Linked DNA regions of Mus musculus: region 1 is linked to region 2. The links are chromatin loops, found by intact Hi-C in ENCODE. Cell type or tissue: left cerebral cortex. All regions are shown on one strand. Each heading gives the region's core, and the rest is flanking DNA. Links, peaks and the distances in the headings are about the cores only.

The links. A loop is a pair of places that touch in the nucleus more often than their neighbours do. Peaks named below come from ENCODE experiments on the same cell type or tissue, not always from the same donor. Only the 100,000 strongest peaks of a DNase experiment are listed, where the experiment ranks them.
Region 1: it touches region 2 in a loop (4-fold over the local background); 9 of 42 quality-filtered maps call a loop at or near these places.

The regions. Positions count from the first base shown.
Region 1 is chr13:30,657,629-30,663,006 of GRCm38, reverse strand. Dusp22 (dual specificity phosphatase 22) reads right to left here and starts at 2,948. Exons shown (of 7, transcript NM_001037955.4): 1 at 2,861-2,948. The coding sequence starts at 2,881. It overlaps Gm35158 (a long non-coding RNA gene), which reads left to right and starts at 2,964. Exons shown (of 3, transcript XR_382157.3): 1 at 2,964-3,556. In left cerebral cortex, for the core only: no CTCF peak of the experiment used is centred there; DNase peaks (open chromatin) are centred at 2,732, 3,015, 4,065, 4,590 and 2 more places; H3K4me3 peaks cover 2,695 bases; H3K27ac peaks cover 3,836 bases.
Region 2 is chr13:30,601,834-30,607,211 of GRCm38, reverse strand. No RefSeq gene overlaps it. Among named protein-coding and RNA genes, the nearest start is that of Gm35109, 10 kb to the left of the region's middle. In left cerebral cortex, for the core only: a CTCF peak has its summit at 3,043 (motif pointing left); DNase peaks (open chromatin) are centred at 3,213 and 4,203; H3K27ac peaks cover 342 bases.

The sequences.
Region 1 (5,378 bases), core at 245-5,244, 56 kb before region 2:
TCAGCAGTGGACAAAACCAAGAACTCTGATCACAGAGCCCATGTACTACTTACAGTTTGTAAAAATTCACCTAAAATTCTCCTTTGCTTTTCCTAAGAATTTGAGTAGTGACTGGGAGAGGCATTGTTTTACACATCTGAGAGAGAAAACGGAGACTGGATTATGCTAACCACTGAAGGTCTTTTAGTTTTAAGCATCTATGAATCCAGGAAGCGAAAACTGGACTTTTTGATATCCCTGCCCTCTTAGCAACAGAGGGCTTCTCGTGGAAAATCCCAGCTGAAGGGAGAGTAGGCCTCCCACTAAATGCCAGGACAATATCCTTGTCTGCCAGGAAAGGCACAGGGTAGGAAGAGACCACCCGACTAGTCAGGAGAATGCTCATGAGCTAAACAATACTGGCAATGTCTGGAGGAGAAGATATCAGAGCCTGAGGTCCTTATTTCCTGTCCCCAAATGACACTCTTAAATTCCAAGGCATCACACAATTTGCCTGTAATCTTAGAATCACATCTCCATCACTAGCATCTTCTCTTGATTCGGTAAGTACATTGTTTTTTGCCGGGTGTGGTGGCACACACCTTTAATCCCAGCACTCGAGAGGCAGAGGCAGGTGGATTTCTGAGTTCAAGGCCAGCCTGGTCTACAAAGTGAGTTCCAGGACAGCCAGGGCTATACAGAGAAACCCTGTCTCGAAAAAACAAAACAAAACAAAAAAAAAACCACAAAAAACAAAAAACAAAACAAAACAACAACAAAAAACTACATTTTTTTTTCCTTTTCTTTTCCCAACTAGGGAAAAACAGAAACCCTGCTCCAGGTCAGACAATAACACATTAGAGACCTCTGGGTAAGGCTCTTGGTTACCAGCATCCAGTAATTTACCTCGCTGCTTCCTTGTCTTGTAATTCCGGTGATACCTTCTGATCTCAGATTAAGATGTTTACTCTACCAGGGAGCTTTTGCCTGGGCTGAAGATTACCCTCCTTTGGGATGACATCTACTTTGCTTACACACTAGAAGTTATCTTTAGAGCCTGATAAACTCCCCTAGCCCCATCCATCCCATACACGGGTATGGGGACATAGTAATCTGGGGTAGGCAGCGCCTGTTAGCCAATGGTTGGTTTTTGAGCATTTAAAATGTAGCAAGTACCTAATGAGAATTTAAGACTCCACAGGGAAAAAAAAAAAAGGTATTGCATAAATAATTTATTTATTGGTTGCGTGTTAAAATACTTTAAATATTCTCAGTTTAATAATATTCTTTACATGGTGATCATCTGTTCTAACTCTTCAAAGAAATTTCACTAGGAAAATGTAAATGATGTATCTGGTTCACATTATATTTGTACTGAACAAGCAGTGTCCTACATTGAGGAGGTCTGTAACAGACTTCTTGGTCCTTTCTGCTGGCTTTCCTCCCTCTGTTCCCAAAAGCACTACACCTAACATATATTCAGTACAGACTGTAAGTATTGAACCACTGAACATCTACATTTCTCTGTCCGTATAGTTTTCCATCTCTACACTAGAAACTGTGTCTGTACAAGCTGGTTATGATAATAAAATAGTCAAGGAATCTACTATAAGAAGTAAATAGCACAATGTGGATATGAATACTGCCACCTTCGCTGAGAAGTATGAAAAGAATATCCCTTAGGCAATCAATCACTTGTATACCTAAACCCATTCTTTCAATTAGAATATAAAATACTAGAAACCAAATGCAGAAAGGGACAGTAAACAGTGGCGCCAACTAGAAATGTCAAGGGAAAGCAAGCAGAGTCTGTCAGCCCCAGGCGGACATCTTCAACCGGTCTAATTTTAAAAGCAGAAAGCTCAGAGCGATGACTGATCCCTGTGCTAATGGGAACATAATACAAGCATATATTCATGAGAGGGAGTTTGTTTCAAATTTGATCACTGGCGAAAATAATAATAATAATAATAATAATATAATAATAATAATAAAATAATAAAATCCTAGTCACCAACACACAAAAGTCACAACGCACAAAAACATGGAGACTGTGCAAGGAGCATGCAGGCTTCCATCAAAGACATGTTCGTTCCCTCCTCGGTCTTGGATCTCTGCCTCAATAATCATTCCCATGGAAGTAACTAAACCACTGCAGAGCCCCTCGCCACAAAGCAGAGACAAATGTGAAAGGGTGAAGAAAGAAGGGGAGAAAGCGAGCCACACCGTTAGAACCTATAAACATGATGGATAAAGTAAGTGGAGACAAGATGGGGGGTAACACCAGAAGCTAACCAAACCCAGGACCATTTAAAATACTTGTAGAAGTACTTGTCTTAGTCCTGGGCATCCAGAGCCTTAGTAAGATTTCTCTTTGAACCAGCAAGTTCCTTAACCTTGAGACTGACACAAATAGAACCCGGAGGACTGTCACCGCCAGATCATCCTCAATCTAGGGGGTAGGGGTGAGAAAACCGGCCCAGAAGGTTTGGGCCACCACAGGGGCAAAGAAAGAGTTTCTAGAAGGCCTTGCGGCCACAACAGCCAGCCAACAGGTTGCCCTAAGGAAGCCCCACAACCCAGGGTCAACCAGCTCCAGACACCGAAAGCCATGTCAGTTCTAGGGTTTCCGTGAACTTCCCCCACCAGAGTGGCTTATCTGTGCACGCGCACACAAATCTGGGGAAAAGAGGAAATTACAGAAGCCGCCCATCTGGCCCGGTTCACCAATGCTGTGGGTGGCAGACGTCAAGGGGCCCGGTCTCAGGGGAGGGAGACAGACCAGCTCCAGCATGGGTCCCCCGCTCTCAAAGGGGCACGCTGTGCGGGTCAGGGCTGCGGAGGCTGCAGAAAAGAGGGTGCGGCCGGGACCGGACGTTACCTGGCTCATCCCACTCCCCATGGCCGCGCCGGGCTCGCCGCTCCGCGCTCGCGGGAGGAGACCGGGCGCGCAGCCGGGCGGGCAGGCGGGCGGGGCAGCGGGAGGCGGCGCCAGGGCGGCGCTCGCTGCGCGCTCCACCCGGGACGCGGCATTACTGTCCGGCCGTGCGGACGTCGGGGACAGCGGCCCTCGCCCCCGCGGCCGGACGCCCAGCGCGCACGCGCTCGTGCTCGCGCATGAGCCCCAGCCTACAACCCTGCAGTTTGCGCACGCGCGCCGGGTGGGGGGTGGGGTGGACGGAGGCAGGCGCAGCGGTAGGGGGGTCCCCAAGTCCCTAAAGGCGGTTTCCCCTGGGGCTCCCTGGTGCCAGTTACGGGCAGTGTCTCAGGCCTTGACTCCCCTGTTAGAGGGGCTCCCCTGTCTGGGTTTTCTGAGCCAACAAGGCGGGGGATTCCTGTGGGCCCTGCCCCACCCAACTCAGACCGAGAAGGAGCATGCTCTGGGAAAGGTGGGCTAGGTGACTCACCTCTGCAGAGACGTGACCCTGGTCGAGGAGAGGAACCCAACTGTCTCTAAATGGTCTTTTTCAGGGCAGTGTGTTGCAATGACTACCCCCAGAAAGCCCCCACGTACCTGCACTGCGGTTTTGTCTAGCGTGTGCATGCATTCTAGCATGTGGGCCATCTATCATCCTTGGTAATTTTTTTTTCCCCGAGACATCTGTGTAGCCCTGGCCCTGGCTGTCCTGGAACTCACTTTGTAGACCAGGCTGGCCTCGAACTCAGAAATCCACCTGCCTCTGCCTCCCGAGTGCTGGGATTAAAGGTGTGCACCTGGGATTAAAGGTGTGCACCACCGTGCCTGGCTTATCCTTGGTAAAATTTTAATTTCCTTTATAGGCACTAAGACCTGGGGGTTTGAACATCCCTTTCACTTGGGTAACCCAAGACCCTCAGAAAACACAGATACTTAACATTACTATTTAAAACAGTAGCAAAATTACAGTTATGAAAATAATTACAGTTATGAAAATAATTTTATGGTTGGGGGTCACCAAGTTATGAGTAGCCATATTAAAGAGTCACAGCATTAGGAAGATTGAGAACCACTGAACTAAAGGTTTCTCATTTCCATTTTGTATTCTTGACAACGCCCTACACCCAGTAGATGCCAGTACTTGTTGAATGAAGATAATGCCATGTTTCAAGCCCAATTCTGCTGGCCTTAGATCACCCTCCCCCTTCCTGGAATCAGCCCCAGGGGCTGCTCTGTTTTTTCTTAGACATCCTAGGCTTGATCTTACACAGGGTCCTGTGTTACTGACATCTCAACGCCCAATTCTTTGCATAGCTTTTTTGAGGTCTTAGTACAAAGGTCATCTCCCCATAGATTCTTCTCTCAACTAAAGCATCCAGTTTATAAGATATACTCCAGGTACCTATGACATTACTGTGTCATATTTTTTTCATACACTTAGGATCAGAAATTATACTTAATTGCTTAATATTGACCTATCTCATAAGCTAATAACTTCCTGAAAGAGGTCTTTCTGTCTTATTCACTACTTAGTCATATGTCTTCTGGGGCAGAAGCTAGCATAACATAGACTAAACATATGCCAAAATAATTAATGGGGATCTTGGCTGAGAAACCAGTGGGGAGGTTCTAAAAACAAACAAACAAACAAACAAGCAAGCCAGCCAGAAAAAAAGAACTGCTGTTGAGCTGGCCTAGCTGGGAAAGTTACTCACTGCCAAGCCAGATGACCTGAATTTTGTCCCTGACAACCACACAGTGGAAAGAGAGAACCAAGTTTTGTAAGTTGTCCTCTGACCATAGTTATGAGTGCACACACACACACACCCTAATAGATAAATAAAAATAAATAGTAAACAAAAAATGTGAAGAAAAGTATTTAAAAATTTAGAGTGCTAATAAATATTTGGGAAGAGCTTGACTCTGTCTAGTATGGTTGCTCTCCCTGTACACTCGTGTCCTGGGCAATACAAGGCACTCCCCCCACCTTCCCTTCCCTCCCTCAGTGTGCACTTGCATTGTTTCCTCCCTGGGGGATGAGATTCTGGTCTACTTCTGCTCCTCCTCTTTACAGGACTGGTCCTGCACTATCACCCTCTCATCCTCTTCCTCCTAATCACATGGGAAACCTACCCCCTCCCCTCTGTACCATAGTGTCATTATGCAATTATGCCTGCTGCTTAGAATCAGCATAGTTAAGGGACTCTAGTAGGGAAATCCCATGGTCAGCTTCTATCCCCAACTCCTAGAAAGATCATGGACCAGATGAGTCACTTTCTCAGCATTTGCCTCCTTACACGATCACTAGATGATGTGTTTAAAAGCAACTGGCCAGTGTTTATTCCTCTTCCTTCTCTTTAGGCTGTTGTTTTCAATAGAAAGGTGGACTTCTCCAAGCACAATTTGTTTATAGGTTGGTCTACACCCGTAAATCACAAGCGCAAATCATGTTTTTTCATCTGCCATCTATTTGGAATACTTC
Region 2 (5,378 bases), core at 216-5,215:
AAATCAAAGTTTCCAGGGGCAGTTTATTTTAATTCTATTCTGGCTTATACAAATAGCTAAAGAAAGTATGTCTCCTCAGTCCAGAAGGGTGAAGACCATTTTCCAACAGAGACCAAAAAGGATTAGTAGACAAGCCAAACAAACAAACAAAAAACAAAAACAAAAAAAGCAAAAAAAAAAAAATCTAATCAAAAGAATGAAAAAAAAAAGCTTTTTTTTTAAATAAAATTTTACCTCAAAAAGTTTGACAACTATTAAGCTAGAATAGGTAATAAATGAGCATGACCTTACACGAGGTTTGTTGTAAAGCATATTGCATTTTAAAATATTTACACGCTGTAGTCTGCTGTTGCTGTTTGGTTTGTGTCTTTCTTGCTTTCCTTACTTCTTCCTGCCATTCCAATTGCCTCCTTTCCTTTCCCATCCCTTCTTCACTGCTCAGACTCTTGGCTGCATTTCCCACCCACCATCTTTATTCCCCGAGGAACCTGATTATGTTCGGGTATCGTTGGCTGAAACAAAACATAAAAGCCATTCTTCTCCCAGGGGCTGGTCTAGAAGAGAATGTGTCATCTTGTGCTGACCGATGATACAAAAGGAAGTTATCTTGAAGTGACTCAGAAATACTCTCCTCCCTAAAAAGGGAGATGGATACCAAAGGAGAAAGGCCAGATCAGAGCCACTGACTTCCACATTAAACCACGACAGAAAGAGTCAGTTCTCACTGTCACTGTGAAATATGATGTCTGGCTTTCTTGAGACCTATTAAGTAAATAGAATGCCCCTGTATTTTGAGCCATGTTTTTAAATGTTACTTCTAGCCAGAAAGGAAGAAGGAAGGAAGGAAGGAAGGAAGGAAGGAAGGGAGGGAGGGAGGGAGGGAGGGAGGGAGGGAAGGAAGGAAGGAAGGAAGGGAGGGAGGGAGGGATAGATAGACAATACATAGAAAGATAGACAGATGGTGTAGTGGCGGTTGACACACACATCTTGAGCACATAGAATGCTTCAGGGCTAGAGGAAAAACTTCAAGGGTCTTGGGTTGTAGAATCTCAAACCCCTTGACTGAGATGGGCATTCCTGCAGCACAAGTCTGTAGAATGACTGCTGCTTCAAACAGACCAACAGACAGACAGACAGACAGACAGACAGACAGACAGACAAAACACTCAATATTTGGTTACAAGGGACATAAAGGATCAAAGTGAAGAAATCTGAGGAAAAGGATTGCAACATCAATACCATCCTGTGTGTCGCCCTTGGAGGTAGCTCCCTGTTACCCCAAGAAGCCTCATCACAATGCACACTATCACAGCCCAGGAGCAAACATTCCTCCCATGGTGCAAATCTATGGTTTTAGAGTAAATAGCAACTATTACCTAATGAACAATAAGAACAAAAAAGCGCCAAAAAACCCTCATGTGTGTATGTGTGTTGGGGAGGGGGGGTCTCTTGATGATGATTTTCTTGGAGACGCTTTCCTCTCTGAGAGTCATGCCACAGTAAGTCAGGCATCCATCCCTTCCAGAGCTTTTCTGAGACTCTAGCTCTGCATGTCAGCAGTACCAGGCTCTGAGTACCACAAAACTGAGTTGTCTCATCCTGAAATGCCCACAGAGGAAGTTATGTCCCAGCTATGGGGCTTTGTAATGAACCACAGACGCTGAATACCTGGTAAGCTTTTCCCTCGCCACTTTGCTTTCTCTGCCTCCTGAGTTTTCCCCAAGTTACTACTTTCCTATGGAAGCTGTGTTTCCTTGGGTGGGCACTGCATGGCCAGGGCACTCAGCATCATGACAGTAGGTCTTAGAGGACGAGAAAAGAACCAGGAAACATGCAAATGTCTGGGTCCTTTCCATCAGCATGTGCTCTGGATCCCAGAAGGGTAGAATGGGTGCCCTCTCCAGACTAGGTGCTGTTGCTCTGGCCTGAGAGAACAGGAGCTGTCCTCAGAGTTAAAGTAACATGTGCAGACGTTCATGGCCAGCACCTGAAGCAGAGATGTGGGGACTAGGTTTGATGTTTTGGGTTTTTTATTTTTTGGGTTTTGCCTAAGTGGGAGCGGTGGAGGGGGGGGGAGAGGTGATGCAGCCATGGAAGGAAGAAGCCAAGATCAAGTGGGCCTGCTAGGGTATACAGGGTCCTCCCTTATTTGTGGAAGTACATCTTAAGATCCCTAGTGGATGCCTGAAGTTACAGATGGCACGGGACCCTATATATATAGTTACAAAATCTTAACTTACCCATTAGACACAAGGGAGTGATAATAAGAACAGAGAAACAGGAAAATAATAACATACTCTAGCAAAACTTATTTAAGTCAATTGCTTACTTCTAGAATTTTCTACTTAGTGTTCATAGGCCACAACAGCCGAAACTTTTTAAAAGTAAAACTGCAGGTAAAGTACCAGAATGAGTAAGATAAGAATAAACACATATGAAAATTCCATAATAAACACCATTATCATGTATAGTTGACTAAAGACTAAAATATATTATTTCAGAGATTCCTGGATTAAAGTGTACTCAGCTTTGGTCTGTGTCTTCCTGTTTCTACCTCCTCTTTACCTCCTAATCTCTACAGTAGAGATGGTAATACTGCCCAATGGCATTGATATTTAAGTTGGCATTAAGAGTGACTATGAACATGATACAGTACTCGGCACAAAACAAGCATTCACATGATATTTTAAATAATCTAGCACATAGTTGAAAAAATATGTTAGCAAAGAGTTGTGAGGAACACCACATACTCCAAGGAGTTTCACAGTGAGGGAGTTCAATATTCTTATTACCCACGTGTGTATTTGATATTCGGGATGCTACACTTTCAAAACCCAGAAATCAGTGCCGCTCAATCAGCGCCATTCAGTGCCTTATCAGATTCCACCAGGTGGTCAGCAGAGCTAAGAATCAGTGCCAGGGGGTTTCCGTGTGACACTTTTCAGAGAACCAATTTGTTTTCAGCCTCTGAGATATGGGGTGGGAATGCAGTCGGTAGCAAGTCCTGAGTAACAGTGGCCACTCTGCCACCTTCTGGGTGCATGAGGAAGGCAGTGGTCTGCTGACCCGGACAGTAAGGTCTGAATCAGGCTTCCAGTATGACTCAGCCCTCCTTCCCTGAGCCTATTTTCGCAAAGGCTGTCAAGATGTTCACATGCAAGACGTTCGGCGATGAAGGATCTGAGTGATTTCTGGAAATAGCTCCGCTGGTGAGATGCTGACACTTCACAGATTCAACAATTTGTGACAGCCTGAGTCACCGATAACAAAGCCATCAGCCAACGGTGCTTCTCACATGGCAGGCCTTGCAGAACCATGAGAGGGTGCATCCAAACAGCCTGCGCCATTTAGGAAGCAATCTGGAGTCAGGCTGGCCAAGGTGTCCCTTCTGAGCAGAGCAGCCAAGTGAGGAAGGAACCAAAACCTTTATCTGCTCAGACTCCTGAGAATCAGACCCCAGTGGCTTCCGTCTGGGGTCGACATCATCGTTATCCGCTTTCCTTGCCTCGTAGGTTGAGACGTGCCCACATTGGGGCAGTATTTTTTTGCCCTGTAGAGAGAGAAAGACTCTTGTACTTTACCAAGCACCAATTCCCCACCAATAAACGTGGGGAAGATTTTCTGGAAGTGCCTTTCCCCTCTGTGCATCACATGGCTTCATGTGCACTTCTAGGGTGTTCACACTTGCTGGGCACCTTGTCCGCATCCAGCTGATGCCCAGTTGTGCTGTACTTAAAATTACACCAACTCTTGCTTCAGCTCAAATACATCCTCTCTGAACCTCTCCTTCCTCTTCTGAGCGTGGAATGAAAAATGCCATCTTCCTTAGCGTTGTTGTGAAGACTTATGGGCGCAGGTTACCTGAAGAGTCTAACGCAGAACCTGAGATACAGTCAGGTTGTACCACAGGGGGTCAACTGGCCAGTTTCACGGAGAGGACAGTGCCGCTCTTCTCAGCACCCAGTCTCACCAGCAGGAGGGCTTTAGAAACGTCTAGTACATGAACCGTGGTGAAGCTGTTGTTGTCCTGCTTTGCAAGCGGAGGATAGGTGAATTTGTCTGTTTAAGGGAAAGTGTATGCCTGATCTAGGAACTTGGCTTCTATGTTCTTCCTCTAGGAATTTCTCAAAAAGTTTTTCATTACAAATGACTCACAGCTAACTGTCAAACTGGTGTGAGTAATGAAGTATAATTATGACTTCTCACAGTCCCAGAGGTTTTGCAAGGACCAAACACTATATACAGAGTCATGGTCTCATGCTTGACTCTTGGGATTCTAGTATCTTCTAGACAGCAGATCTGCCAGGTGTCACAGCCACTCAAGACTGAGAAGATAGTGAGTGTACTTAGGAATGATGGGCTCCTCGAAGGTTCTCAAAGTCCTCGCCTCATGCCTCAGTGGCTAAGGTAGAGTTGTGGGAATCCTTATGACTGTGAATGTTCTAGAGCAGTGGTTCTTACATTTATAATTGTATGACAAGAAGACTGTGTATTCCTCAAGTAGCCTCCTGTTCTAAAATATCTTTTCTTCTCAGGGTTATTCCAGTGCAAGTATCCAATGTAATCAGATTCGCTTTCTGCAGCATATCCAAGAACAAAGTATGAACACCACTAAATCAATAAAAAGGGTAAGTGGCTCAGGGTCTACATTCTGATAGACCTTGCCGGCTTGCTCCCAGATCTGCTGGGGGAGGGTATCAAGAATCTGGTTGGTGGGATCAGGGCTGTTGATGTAGACTACAGCAGCCTATTATGATGGCTACCTTGGGTTTAGTCTAAGAGTTTTGTTAACAGCTGTGCCTACAAAACGTGTTCACTCCCAACCAGTTTAAACATTTCTGAAGGAGGCAGGGATGTTAAAGTGGCGGGGAGTTTTTGTTTTCAGTTAGCAATTCTTCATAACGATACTATGCAACCTGAACTGCCCATCATGAGCTGGGTGTTATCTGACCTGCTGTGGTTTAAATCTGGACATGTCTAGAAATAAATCTCTCATCAAATGAAAGTGGTACATACATGATCAGGCATGAGCAGATCCTATAGGCACAAGTAAGTTACATGAAGAAGTGATCCAAATGTCTCTGGTCTCCCCCTATAATGCTTTCTCTATCCAAGCACGCACCTGTGGTCCCATGGAGTGTTCTTGTTTTCTTTTTGTTGCTGTGACTAAGCACCATGACCAAGAAGCGAGTTGGAAAGGAAAGGGTTTCTTTCATTTTACACTTCCAACTAAAGGGTGTCACTGAGAGAGGTCAGGTCAGAAACCCAAGGAAGCAGAAACCATGGGCATCACTGCTTACTAGCTTACCTCTCCTGCCCATGTTCAGACAGCTTTTTTACACAATTCAGAACCCCCTGTCCAAGGGTACTTCCACCCA